4 separate regions of the Homo sapiens genome follow, and regions 2, 3 and 4 are each linked to region 1. Evidence: chromatin contacts called from ENCODE Hi-C or POLR2A ChIA-PET data. All regions are on one chromosome and are shown on one strand. The core of a region is the stretch at or near the end of the contact, and the rest is flanking DNA. Distances in the headings are between cores, read along the strand shown.

Region 1 (3,142 bases), core at 370-2,869:
TTTTCTAGTCACCCCGATTTCCTAAGTGTGTAAATCCCCACATCTCTTCCCCTTTACAGCGCGCTCTCACTTGCATGCTACTAGTTTGCATTCTAAAATGCCACCTGTTGAAAATAAAAGTCTCATGATATTTGCAAATTTTGGTTCATCCTGGTTTAGCTTTACACAGCAGTCTAATTTCACCGTGCTTAGCAATTACTTTTATTAGTTACTCCACCCAACAATCATATGATGTCAGAAACTTCATCTATTTCCCTGTCTTTATCTCTCCCTCTCATTCATTTCTTTCTCTTTTTTCTCACATATTAACACACATACACCCAGTTATTATCACTCAAATCATTTTAGCAGATCTCTACATGTGTCTCAAAATATTCCATATAACTCAAAATAGCAAGTACTTGAAAAGATAGTTATCATCCCTCTGAACAGGCAAGAGCAACTGAGACATAGAGATATTTCTCTGATTAGAGATTTGTTGTTTTAGAAATAAGTTACATAAAATGTCCTACTGCTTTTAGCTGTATCTGTTGCAACTTTGAGCAACTCAGTTTCTTCATTGGATAATATGAGGGCAGTGGATGAGGTCCACAGTGTCTCCCAGGGATATCGTTGTACAGTTCTATTTCCTCCAGGGCACATGTGAAATAAGTGAGGGATCTTTATGTAGACACAGCTTATCAGTCCCAAAACAGTGTCCCTCCTGTAGATCACACATTTTCTGATAATAACCTGAGGGGAAGAGGGGCAAGGTTGCCTGTTTCCTGACATCCTGCTTTGCATACCCAAGACACCTACTTTATTAAAAAGTTAACTTTGCTCCAAAAAAATTTTTCCCTAAGTTTTTCAAGATTGATTGTTTCCTGTTATTGTTGGAGGTTTGCTTTCTATGGTCATTTGGTAAATAAATAGCTTTATAGGGGAAAACAAATGGCCTTGTTTTGTTTTTCTACTCCAGGGTTTATGTGTTAAATTTCAGCTATGTCGTGTACTCACAGCTTAGTGCTTCAGACGGTTATGGGGAACTAGGAATTCTTAAAGGGGTAGGACAGGATGTCCTTTTCTATCGCTCAATGAGTCATGGAGGATGAATGCCGTTTCAGGGGTTCTGTAGTTGTGATTTCAGTCAAGTTCCAGTGGCTTTCAACCACTTCTCTAAATCTGAATGAAGAAGCAGCCACAGGGACTGTGTGAATTATGCTAAGATGCATTCCCGTTAAGTGCTGAAGTGGCCTTTGCAGTGAATCCTTAAACTTTACAATGCCAGCAACAGCCTATCCAGAGACAGGGCAGAACCCCGACATATACCCTCTTCCATGCCCACATAAGACATTTGCATTTATCTCCATTCTTATTGCATTGAGCATCTCTGTCTCCTGGTCAGCAACCTCTGTGTCTTTGGAAAGTCAGGCCTCACTCAGAGCATGCTCCCTTCTCAGGCATTGTGACAAGATTGTGTTTCGGTTCCAAAGGGTTAATCCCAAAGTGAATTCTTTGCATGTGTAATTCAATACTTCATAACTGCTGAAAATTGGAGTCCACATAATTTATTTTCTTTGGTCGGGCACATTTGCCTCATGCTTGGCCGGGGCTGACTTCAGAGAGACACACCTAAAACTCTCAAGTGTCCCAAGTGGCCCATGTCAGTTGTACAGAGAGATTGTGGTACTTGGACAGAGCCCAAGGATTAGGTGTTCCTGAGAAGGTTTTTTTGGCTCTACAAAGCCTTAGGATGTCATGGGAATAGGCTGCACTCCCTTTTCCCCCTTGAAGGCCACATATCAACGGGGTATCTAACCACTCAGAGACAGGCTCTACACAAAGGTATACATTAAAATAAATAGAACATGCAAGCAGAAAGAACTGAAAGAGAGGGAGGAATTGCTAAGTGGAGACAGGAAACAATTGCTTCATTGTTGAGGCAGTGATCTTAGAATTGCAGAGTACAGCCCCATCTACAGGACAGTTTGTAAAGTTGGAGCTTTTGGCTTAAAACACGAGACAGAACTTTACATGCAGTTTTTAATCCAGCTCACTTTGCATGGGCTTCACCTCACTGACAAAAATCCCACATTTTTACTTAAAAATAATTGTCCCTCTTTGATGAGAGGGATTCAGAGAGTGACAGAGAGATAAGAAGTGAGGAAGAACGCGGCTTAAGGGTGCTTTCATTTAGCTCCTTTTCTTATTTTGGCAGTAAATATTCTTGTCCTCGCAATACTCATTTAATCTCTTTCTTTGCTTTCCAACAACTTCCTCTCATTTGGTTTCCTCTCATTATTCCTTGATTTGGGAGGGGGCTTGTGTATTTTCACCATTCAAACAAAATAAAAAAGCTGTGCTTGTTTGAACACCATTTTTGTGCTGGCTGGCAAGCATGTGACTTTAAAGAAGGTTCAGGTTTTTAGGTTGAAAGGAGCTGAAAAACTTTAAAGTAATAATTAAAGCCAACTCTCTACGTGCACATTCCCTCCCCTCCCTTTATTTTAAAAACCTTGCCTGCCAACGCAGTGGCTGCTGTCTTAATGCTATTTCAACAGGAGACCTGGGTTTCAGGACAAGATCCAGGCCATAGGGGAGACTTGATGGCTCGGGGAATTAGTAATGGGATTTGGAGCCCTTCATTTCTAGGTCACTGGTTTGAATAGAGCCCAGGTCAGTAATGACTGAAAGTTGTTACCACCCGATGCCTGCTCTTCCTTAGCTGATCTGAGCTTGCCTGCCACTCCATCCCTGAGTGCCTGTGGCCCGTCTGCACTAATGGCATTCATTGACAAGTTGGCTAACTTAGGCCTTAAATGTGAGGCAGCCCAGTTTCTGCCATGTGCAAACACGGGGTCCACACTCTGCTGCAGCTGCTCTTCAGGGAATAATGCAGAGAGAGACAGAGTTACAAAGCTATTTTGCCTTTCTGATTACTCTGGGACCTAGCAAATCTATCTCCACTCACCTTAAGTCTCTGAGGCATTATATCTTCAGCCATTTAAAGGTAAGATCCAGGGAGAAGAAGGAACAGGCCTCAGAGGACCAAGTTTTCAAATACTCCAAATGTATGTATTCTGAGAAGACCGATTTAAAAGATCTGAATTAGGAGCTGCTGCTGCTGTTTCTAGTACCAGATAATCATGGCCCTTTTAAAATA
Region 2 (3,142 bases), core at 325-2,824, 870 kb before region 1:
TAGGACTCAACTTGGATTTTGATGACATGCAAACTACACCAATTCTGCATAAAAAAAATGGTTCAGGGACGAAATTGTGAAATTGTATAGCAAACAGCATTCTTATGCAACCTTGTCAATTGCTACCATGGCATGGCAGTCAGAGATTTACATTGATGTATTAAGAATGTCTAGGCTGGGTGCGGTGGCTCACGCCTGTAATCCCAGCACTTTGGGAGGCTGAGGTGGGTGGCTTACGGGGTCAGGAGTTCAAGACCAGCCTGGCCAAAATGGTGAAACCCCGTCTCTACTAAAAATACAAAAATTAGCCTGGTGTGATGGCGGGCACCTGTAATCCCAGCTACTCTGGAGGCTGAGGCAGGAGAATTACTTGAACCCGAGAGGCGGAGGTTGCAGTGAGCTGAGATTGCACCACTATACTCTAGCCTGGGTGACAGAGCAAGACTCCATTTCAAAAAAGAAAAAAAATGTCTAGCAGTGAAAACCAAATATGCTGGATGCTCAGAAAACCTTTTCAGCATTGTTGGATTCTCCTATGAACCTACATCCACCAGTGTAATCTCTGGTTAAAATGAAAGCAAGAAAAGGTGTTAAATTAAGTCAAAAGAATACTGATGAACAGGGAAGGGGAAATTAATTAAATTAAGACATTATTTTCTTCTCAAATTCCATTTTGGATTGAGCCTCATGGGGGGGTACGTCCATTCATTTAATAATGCTCTGATGCCTACTCAGCAGCAAAACATACAAAGGAAGAGTGGATTAATCTGATCAGGCTGCCATAGCAAAATACCACAGACCAGTGGCTTAAACAATAGAAATTTGTTTTCTCACAGTTCTGGAGGGTAGAAGTCCAAGATCGTGATGCTGTCAGAATTTGGTTCTGGTAAGCCTTCTCTTCCTGACTCTTCCTGACTTGTGGAAGGCCACCTTCTGGCTGTAATTTCACATGGACTTTCCTCAGTGAGTATGGAGGGATAGAGATGAGAAAGAGAGGGAAGAGTCACTCTGGTGACTCTTCCTCTTCTTATAAGGACACCAATGCTATCCGATGATTTGGGCCCCATGCTATATGATTTCATTTCACCTTAATTACCTCCCCAAAGGCTGTGTCTCCACATTGGGGGTTAGGTCTTCCGCATAAGAATTTCAGGGAGATGCGTTTCAGTCTCTGACAAAAAAGAATCCTGTTTTAGTTAACACTAGGGCTAAGTAACTAGGGCTTAGGCCTGTCATAACAAAACACTGCAGAGTGAGTGACTTAAACAACAAAATTATTTTCTCACAGTACCAGAGGCTGGAAGTCCAAAATCAAGCTGTCCGAAGGATTGCTTCTTCTGAGGCCTGTCTCCTTGACCTGTAAATAGCTGTTTTCTTTCAGTGTTTTCACATGGTGCCTCTTTATGTTGTCTATATTCTCATTTTCTATTCTTGTAAGAACACTAGTCATATTAGATTAGGGCCCACCTTAATAATCCCATTGTAATGTAACTATTTCTATAAAGGTCTTATCTCCAAATGGTCACATTTTCAGGTACGGGGTGTTAAGGCTTCAATATATGATTTTGGGGCTATAGAACTCAGTCTGTAGCAAACACTATAGGACACATCTGTTGAAAGAATATTTCAAATTGGAATTTGAGAAGGATCATGATTTTGACCATCCCACCACCATATTTGTTGAAAGCCACAGGCAAGGAAAGGAAGTGAGGTACAGAAAAAAAGAACCCACTTGGCACCAACATTCCACCTACGCTGTTGCTCCAGAGCAACAGCTTCTAATTCCTTGATCATTGAACAGCAGCAGTCCAGCTTCTCCACCTTCCCACCCTCCACACTTTCAACTTTGTGCAACTTACTATTTCAACTTTTGGTTTGCTGTGAACAATAAAACATGGAAAATGGTTACACTATGAGACTTTCTCATATCTGGCTGGACTCACTCAGCCATTTGACTTCAGCCTCAGCAAACTACCACTAAATCTTGGTGAGGTTAGTGCACTGAGGGAGGTTTAAAAACCAACCAACCAAATAATTCGCTACAAAAAAGTTGGACTTAATTTGTGTCAGCAGGAAATGTGACTACTTTTCAAGAATGGGTTCCCAGTGGTGCCATTAAATGATTACATAGTTAACAGTTCAAGGCTTATTTTGGGAAGGTATGGTGTTATACCTGATGGAGCATGCTTTCTACATTTTGGTAGGAGGGGGCACTCATTTTCAGTATTTATTGTGATTGAATGAAAATCTTCCTGCCAAAATGTGTTTAAAGAACCGTTTATCACAACTGGTCAGAGAACAACAGTGTGAAGTATGTTGGAAAATGACTAACAACTGGCTCTCTTGTGGGGGAGGGGGTGATTTTTAGCTTTTGCCAATTTCCGTGGTGTAAATACTCCTGTCATGGATGATTTCAAGCTACCACCATGACGTTGCTGGTTTCAGGTTTGGGAAGAAATTACATTAGCTCTGGCAAATGGATCAAGCCAACTGCAGCATACTACTGACGGTAGGTGGGACCAAGATGCAGAACCGTCCAATTAAAGATACACTTTATTCATTCTAGGTGTCACCACAGGCACAAGCAATCTGCATAGCATATTCAGGGCAGTTTAGTCCTATGTAGAATTTTGCTGATGACTACTGCAATAATGCAATTGATAAAAGCCATTCATTGGGCAAATGAATGAAGACAGGAGAAGGATTTTTTTTTTTTTTTTAAGTAACAATGCTAACTTAAGGAAAGGAGCAAATTATATGGTATAAAAACTGAGCAACATAGTGAAAGGATTCATACTAGTCTGGTCAAAAATGTTTTGCTAGTCACAAAATATTTTTTTCTTCTTTCTTTTTTGGAGAGGCAGGGGAAGAGGCATTGGTTTTTTAATTTTTTTTGTGAACAGACAATGGGATCAGAACCCACTCTGTGTTCTTTGAAGTGTGTAAGTATGTATAGTTAACTATGTACCTTTCTCATTACAGGGGTGGGCCTGATTATTCCCAGCAAGCCATTTTCTTATCTAGATATAAAGAGTCCATCTGGATGATGTTGAATAAGGCTACTTGGATCAAATTGACTCTGCCTGCCTGCAAAGGCAAAGCAAAACTAAAGCCACTCCTGACTCCTAGTAGCCTCATTTGA
Region 3 (3,142 bases), core at 469-2,968, 750 kb before region 1:
AAAACAAAATTCCGTATTTCTCAACATCCCATCACTGTTATGTTAAAGCATTGAAAAATTTCATCGTGGTGCTTTTCTCAATTAATATTTATAGAGTTGATTTTATGACTCTCTCAACAAAGTGACCAAAATATTAGTTATATTTACAATAGTTATAAATAAGTGCTTAGATCCAAAATCACACAGGAAAAGTCTTTGTCTTATTTTGTGTCATATTCTCCTTCCTCCTTGTCATTAAATAAAAATCTCAATAACTGTCATTTAACTAATGGTTTATATAGGGAGCCTTCTTCTTAGAATTGCCAATAGTCAAATAGATCTTGATAGCACTTAATTTTGAGTATTTGGGTGCAAGAAGTTCCACAAATGGCTTTTCTACTCATATTTTTAAGGGTTTCCTTCTCTCTTCCAGAGACTGTTTCTTCTGCGTGAACTGTAAAAGGACCTCTTATGCTTTATCTTCAAGCCCAGCAATGAATGTAAGGTTCAGAAAATTTGACAGATATCCCCCTCCACGACTTATCTTTTAAATGAAAAATAAATTTAAGAGCAATACCAAATGATTTTGACCAAGTTTGGAAAAAAATGTACTTGTTTAGATCTGTCTTTGCTGGCAAAATGATGGAAATTTGTGGTAAATATTTGAATACCATTAAGAAAACCTAATTTGAAGATTCAGGCTCTCATTGTCTACTATATGATGTGCCTGCTCCTTGGCAGAGCATTTAAAGTGTTCCATAGCATACCACCAGGCTACTCTTCTATCTTTATCCTTGTCCATGAGACAAATGAAACTGCTTGTCATTCTCTACTTTTCCTAATTATGTTCTCTAGACCTGAAATCTTTTGCTGTCTTACCAGATCACTTTCTTTCTCACCTTTCGTTCAAAACTCTCGTATTCAACACTCTCCAAATTTTGATGACTTTTCTTTCAAGGCCTGTCTCAAATGCTATTTCCACCATAACAGTGTTTTGCTATTTTTCTTAAGGCATTTTTCATAATTTGCTACTTTAACTTTGTAAAACTCATGCTTATTCCTGTATTTGTTACTCTGCTTATTGTAGTGACTTGCACATGTCATGCAATCAGTAAATATTTTTTGAATTAAGTTGAATCACCCCTGCTGACAACTCCTATTTACGTAAGACATTGGGAAATTATTCAAATCACAGAATCATCTTGTTTGCATCGACAAAGGTAGTCTACCGGGCTCTCTCCATTATATTGCCTCATTAGGCCTCATTCACCAAACATGAGTTGAACACCTACTAATTGCAGCATGCTGTGTTGCTCTGTCCTGTAAACAGGACCACGTATAATTACATAATCATACATCAGGAAAAATATATAATTATGTGCATCTCACATATTCAAAATAACTTTCTAAAATAAAATAATTAGACTAACTTGATATCAATTAAATCTTGTCCAAATAAAGACTGAATATTCAGCTTTGTTCAATCTCTTGTGAATGCTGATAAAGAGAGTCAATCTTTCCACTTGAGAAAAACAATTATCACATATCTAACCCAGGCACTCATTTATTCAATAATTTTCTCTACCAAAATTCATACGTAAAGAAAAATGTGTTTCATCTCAGCACCTTGGTTGGTTTTCAAAGACGCTTATTAGGATTTGGTTTCACAGTCTCTGATTTTAGATAGGTCTCTTAGGATTGGTTATAAGAGCTGAAGCCTCGGAGGCAGCAAACAATTGTGGAAAATCTGTGAAGTAATGTTGTCCTTGCAACATTTTCCGGCCTACTTTTCAGGACCCATGGGATTCAGATAAGCACTAAGTGTGTGTCCAAAAAAAACCACTGAGGTTTTTAAGCCACTGTCCATCCTTAGTATAACTTTTTCATGAAAAATTAACTTAATAGAATACACTCTTTTTCCATGATTAAAAAACTTAAGAGATCAGGGACTACCTGGGCATGTGTGATCTGACAATTCACTGTTTTAATTTAAAATGTCCAGGCAGTATTGCATTCATAAAATGACCGCACTGATATGTAAGCCAAAAAGCATAAGAAGTGCATTATGGGTAAGAAGTTTATTTTTGTTATTCTTTTGAAATCTTCAGCTGGTATTAAAAACAGATCTTTTGAGCTAGAACAACAGTCGTACAGGTAGACTTCCTACTTTTGGAAAAGATCTGGTCTTTAGCTTATGGGAACCGAGCCGAAGCAGATGTGAAAAGTTCAACTAAAGGAAGAACAGATTAAATGCACTTTTGTGGTTGAAAAACCAAAACAGATGTTATTATTAAACCACAGAAACCTGGGTGCATTTAAGTAACACTAGGTGTCTGAATTTTACATTTGTATTTAAAATAATTAAGGCATTTTAAAGCCACAGAGGCTATTGTGTGCTATCAAACTCTTAATGTTCAAATCAAAAAGTTTGCATATTAAAAAACTCTCAGAAATATTGAGTGTCTGCCATTGTGTTTGTCATCATCTGAAAATGAGAAAGAAAGCATCTGACAATTAAAAACAAAACCTTTTGGTGATGTTTACATTATTTTTCAAAAGCATTTTGAAACCATTCATTTGTGTACTTTTGTTTTTTACATCTTTAGATAGCAAGCAACCCTGAAATGTCTAGATTACTGTTTTTACAATGTAAATCTTAGAGAGATTAAGTCACAGAACAGAATTAAGATGTTGCCAATATATGAATTCACAGGCCGTTGTTCCACTAACTGGAATACTTCCCTACTCATGACAGCCTCTACCATGGGATACAAAATGGTGTGGGAAAGCAAATACAAATCAAAATTGTCCCACACATTCATGCCTACACTTTGATATTTAATTTTGAATTTCTCCATAAATTTTGTTCTAATATGCCCTCTCTCTACTTCAATCCAAAGAGGTTAAAAGTCCAAATCAAAAGCTGTTGTCCTGTGAAAAATCCTGTACTAGAGAAAAGCCAACAGAGAGAGAGGGGGGGTGGAAAAAGGAAAGGTAATAGTGATTCATTTCATAGTTAGATGCCCTCAATCATTAATCTAGATATGTTCTACACACTGGGCCAAAAGGGATGCATTTAGATAAAATGGACCTTAAGGATGTAATCTTTTACCTCTATTTGGAAAAATAAGTGTTGCATAATGTGGGATGATTTATGAAAGAG
Region 4 (3,142 bases), core at 268-2,767, 570 kb before region 1:
AGAGAGCTGTGAGTGCATGTGTTCCAACCCTCAGGACAGAAATCATGACCTAATGGGTGATTTCTATCCCTTAATGTCTCTGATTCGCTGGGTGTTTTAATAGCTCCCTCATATTTAAGTAGATGACCAACGGTCTATTTTTTTTTAATGGAACTTGAGTTTGGTCTGTAAAGTGTCAAGACAGAGGTGACAAAACAAACCACAGGGGAATGGAGGAAGCCTCGTGGAAATTTAGTTGGTTTGAAGGAGGGTTGAGCAAACACAACAGTGTATTCGGGTTTAGCAAATGCCTTGACTTCTTTTTTTTTTTTTTTCAAATGTTTTCAGTTCAAGGAAACCCAAAACACATTTGGCTAAACAGTTTTTCCTTAATTTTCAAACCCATGTGTATTTCAAGGGAAATTTAATCCATGTGTTTCTGATTCATTTACACTTAGCTCATCAAAATGTGGTTTCATAAGACCCATTTGATGTCTAAGAAGCCTTGTGAGCTTTTTTTTTTACAAGCTTTTTTTCTTTGAACCAGGAAGTTACATTTTGCCAAGAGTCAATGGAACTTCAACCAGAAAAGAATCAGTTTTGTTTGGGATCTTGGAATCCTCAAAGTTGGTGGGAGCTAATGAGCCGGGAGGGGAGGGGAGGAGAAGCTGATTCAGAGAGCAGGAACCTTCCCATTTCTAATATGTTATCTGTTCAGATAACTTGAAAATCTAATTTTCTCTCAGTTTATAGTAGAAAATTCATCTTCAATTTTTGAAAATCTTGTGGAAAACATGAGCATGAATTTTATTACAGGGTCCAATGCTGTCACATGATCTGATAATCATCCACTAGTGAGTCTGTGGGTGATGAGTATCAGAGCAGTAATGACATACTTATCTTAGAGGCAATTATTAAGAAGTGACTCACAAAAGTGTTTAGATTGGCCATTTTTTTAATATTTAAAAAAGCTTCCTCTGCCTGGTTGTTGTCGCTCTGTGCACAACACTACTGGTTATTTAAGAAACAAGACAAATAAGACTCAGTGAATGTGCTGATTCAGGTGCACACAATCCCCTATCTCATTGCTGGTGTTGCTAAAGAGCATCTGGGGTAAGGAAACATGCATCCGGTCCATCCGTCAAGAGTCCATGAGAAAGCCAACAATGTTTGCACCTGCAGGATGAATTACATCTTTGGTGAGTGTGGGAAGCTACATAATGAGACAGCTGAGTGGCTGACATTTCTTTTTTCTTGCTCCTTCTGCACCTTCTTTTTGCACTACCTTCATTTTTCCCACTTCCTCTCCCTTTTCCCCACCTTTATACAATCACCACCAATAATGGAGCAAATGTGGCACATCCATCCAAGGATGGGTTGACATGGTTTACACATTGCTTTCATTTGGTTGTTCTTTGGATGAATTCTTCCTTGAGAACAAGATAATGAAAACCATACGGTCATTGAGCACACAATCTGCCTTCACTTTGGCTGTTCCCTCGCAGCCCGTTTCATTTTATAAAGCCTGGTCCCTGAGTTTACGCCAGTAGAAGATCCCAAGCAGGTGGAATCCTGCCCCCTATGGGCTTGCAGAATTCAGCAAACACTGTCAGTTTAGCTCTTGCCTGTCACCCATACATCAGAGAACTTATTTGAATGGAACATCTCTTGCTAGTCTGGTAAAGGTTTAGAAACTTGGCCTTCTAAGTATTCATGTAAGTTCTGTTCTGGGACCTTCATTGTAGGAACTGAAAATGAAAGAACCAAAATAGATATCAACAGATAATTAAAGGAACGTTTGGAAGTTTTTTACCTCATGCAAACCTCAAACTCTGAACCACTACTGCCTAAAGGAAATAAATACTGTGTTATGGTGAGTGAAGGTAAAGGTGTACTTTATTTCTTGGATGAGTTTTGACAGTGTAAAACAAAATGATAAGTTTTTAACTATGGCAGAAAGTTCAGACAACAGGTGTGAGGGAAAAGAATTATTCATTGATTCAAAGTCCCATACAAGTGAGTGAAATGGCTAAAAGCAATAAAATTACAGATGACGTCTTTGGAATTTAAACAAAAGAAGTTTATTTTCACTTTCTAATTTGTAGCTTGCTTTTATAGACACCAAAGAAACATCACAGAAATATTAAATTATTCTCTGAAAATACAAAGATAAAAACTATTGAGGTTTAAGATAGAAGATATTTTCTCTTAAAATTGGCTATGATACTTCTACACTGATAGAACTTATGAAAATAGCCAATCTATTATGACTAATTTAATTTTCTTTCCCAAAGATACATAATTCAGAATAAAAACCGTAATCAATGCCCAAAACACAAATCTCATACATCTTGCTAATGCTGGAGAAATAGTGTCAAGTTCTTTTTCAGTACAAATATATGCAGTACTTTTACTATGTTTTGTTTTTAATTCTCAGAAATCCTTATTATTAATCAAGCAAAACAAGCTTTTTATAATATAGAATTATCCTTCCGCTGTAAGAGTAGAAGCAAAGTAATTCAAAGTAAAATATGAAAAGTGCTATAATTTAGTAAGAGATGGAAAGAAATTTAGAATAATTTTGTTCAAACTCATAATTTTATGATTGAAGAAACAAAAATCCAGAGTGTTTAGGAGTTTGTTCAAAGTTCAAAACCTGGAATCTCTAAGGTTGGATATCAGAAGTCAGCTCTAAATACAAGTTCAGTGCTATTTTAACAATCAATAAAATTTCTAAGAGCAATATATTCCTGAGATGGAACACATCAGAAAAGACTATAGGGATTCTTTGAATTTGGAAAGTTCTTACTAGGTAGAAATTCCAATAAATACAACAGATTAAAATGGAACTCATTCACTGAGGTGGAGTTGGAAACCCTAGGGTCTCATTTGTTAGCTCCTCTCACCCACTCCTTCTGAGGGCCCTCTGAATACCTTGTAAAAACTCCAAGAGTTTCTTAGGACACTGTCTTAAAACCACCAATAATATTCCCAGTTGTGGTGAGTAGACTCAAAAGTGACCCCAATGACCCTACAAAGTACCACAGACTGGGTGGCTGAAACAACAGACATTTATTTTCTCATGAGTCTGGAGGTTAGAAGTTTGAGATCAAGGTGTCAGCAGAGTTGGCTTCTGAGGCCTCTCTCCTTGGCTTGTTGATGG

The links. Hi-C counts contacts between places; a loop is a spot of excess contacts on that map. ChIA-PET counts read pairs that join two places held with the same protein, here RNA polymerase II (POLR2A). Pooled maps may share reads with other maps.
Region 2: a pooled map shows a loop between it and region 1 (4-fold over the local background). The contact joins the promoter of LINC01966 here to the enhancer-like site in region 1. A Hi-C loop is called at or near these places in 1 of 37 single-sample maps with no recorded cell type and 2 of 50 pooled maps. POLR2A ChIA-PET finds 5 or more read pairs at or near these places in 1 of 52 experiments (activated CD4-positive, alpha-beta T cell).
Region 3: a pooled map of right cardiac atrium shows a loop between it and region 1 (2.9-fold over the local background). The contact joins two enhancer-like sites. A Hi-C loop is called at or near these places in 1 of 168 maps with a recorded cell type or tissue (chondrocyte) and 8 of 50 pooled maps. POLR2A ChIA-PET finds 5 or more read pairs at or near these places in 1 of 52 experiments (BJ).
Region 4: a map with no recorded cell type shows a loop between it and region 1 (2.3-fold over the local background). The contact joins two enhancer-like sites. A Hi-C loop is called at or near these places in 1 of 37 single-sample maps with no recorded cell type and 3 of 50 pooled maps.

What each region holds. Positions count from the first base shown.
Region 1 is chr2:145,750,717-145,753,858 of GRCh38, forward strand. No RefSeq gene overlaps it. Among named protein-coding and RNA genes, the nearest start is that of LINC01966, 870 kb to the left of the region's middle. RefSeq lists an enhancer at 1,319-1,368. Within about 2 kb of position 1,620, at least 12 of the 41 ENCODE cell types and tissues checked have a DNase peak (open chromatin) inside an H3K27ac peak, as active enhancers do.
Region 2 is chr2:144,880,339-144,883,480 of GRCh38, forward strand. It overlaps LINC01966 (long intergenic non-protein coding RNA 1966), which reads right to left and starts at 1,575. Exons shown (of 3, transcript XR_923412.3): 1 at 1,292-1,575. All of the region lies in intron 2 of TEX41 (testis expressed 41), which reads left to right.
Region 3 is chr2:144,997,489-145,000,630 of GRCh38, forward strand. The region is part of intron 3 of TEX41 (testis expressed 41); the gene reads left to right. Among named protein-coding and RNA genes, the nearest start is that of LINC01966, 120 kb to the left of the region's middle. Within about 2 kb of position 1,719, at least 4 of the 41 ENCODE cell types and tissues checked have a DNase peak (open chromatin) inside an H3K27ac peak, as active enhancers do.
Region 4 is chr2:145,184,954-145,188,095 of GRCh38, forward strand. It overlaps LOC100505498 (a long non-coding RNA gene), which reads left to right. Exons shown (of 8, transcript XR_923410.3): 5 at 1-1,852. Among named protein-coding and RNA genes, the nearest start is that of LINC01966, 300 kb to the left of the region's middle. Within about 2 kb of position 1,518, at least 6 of the 41 ENCODE cell types and tissues checked have a DNase peak (open chromatin) inside an H3K27ac peak, as active enhancers do.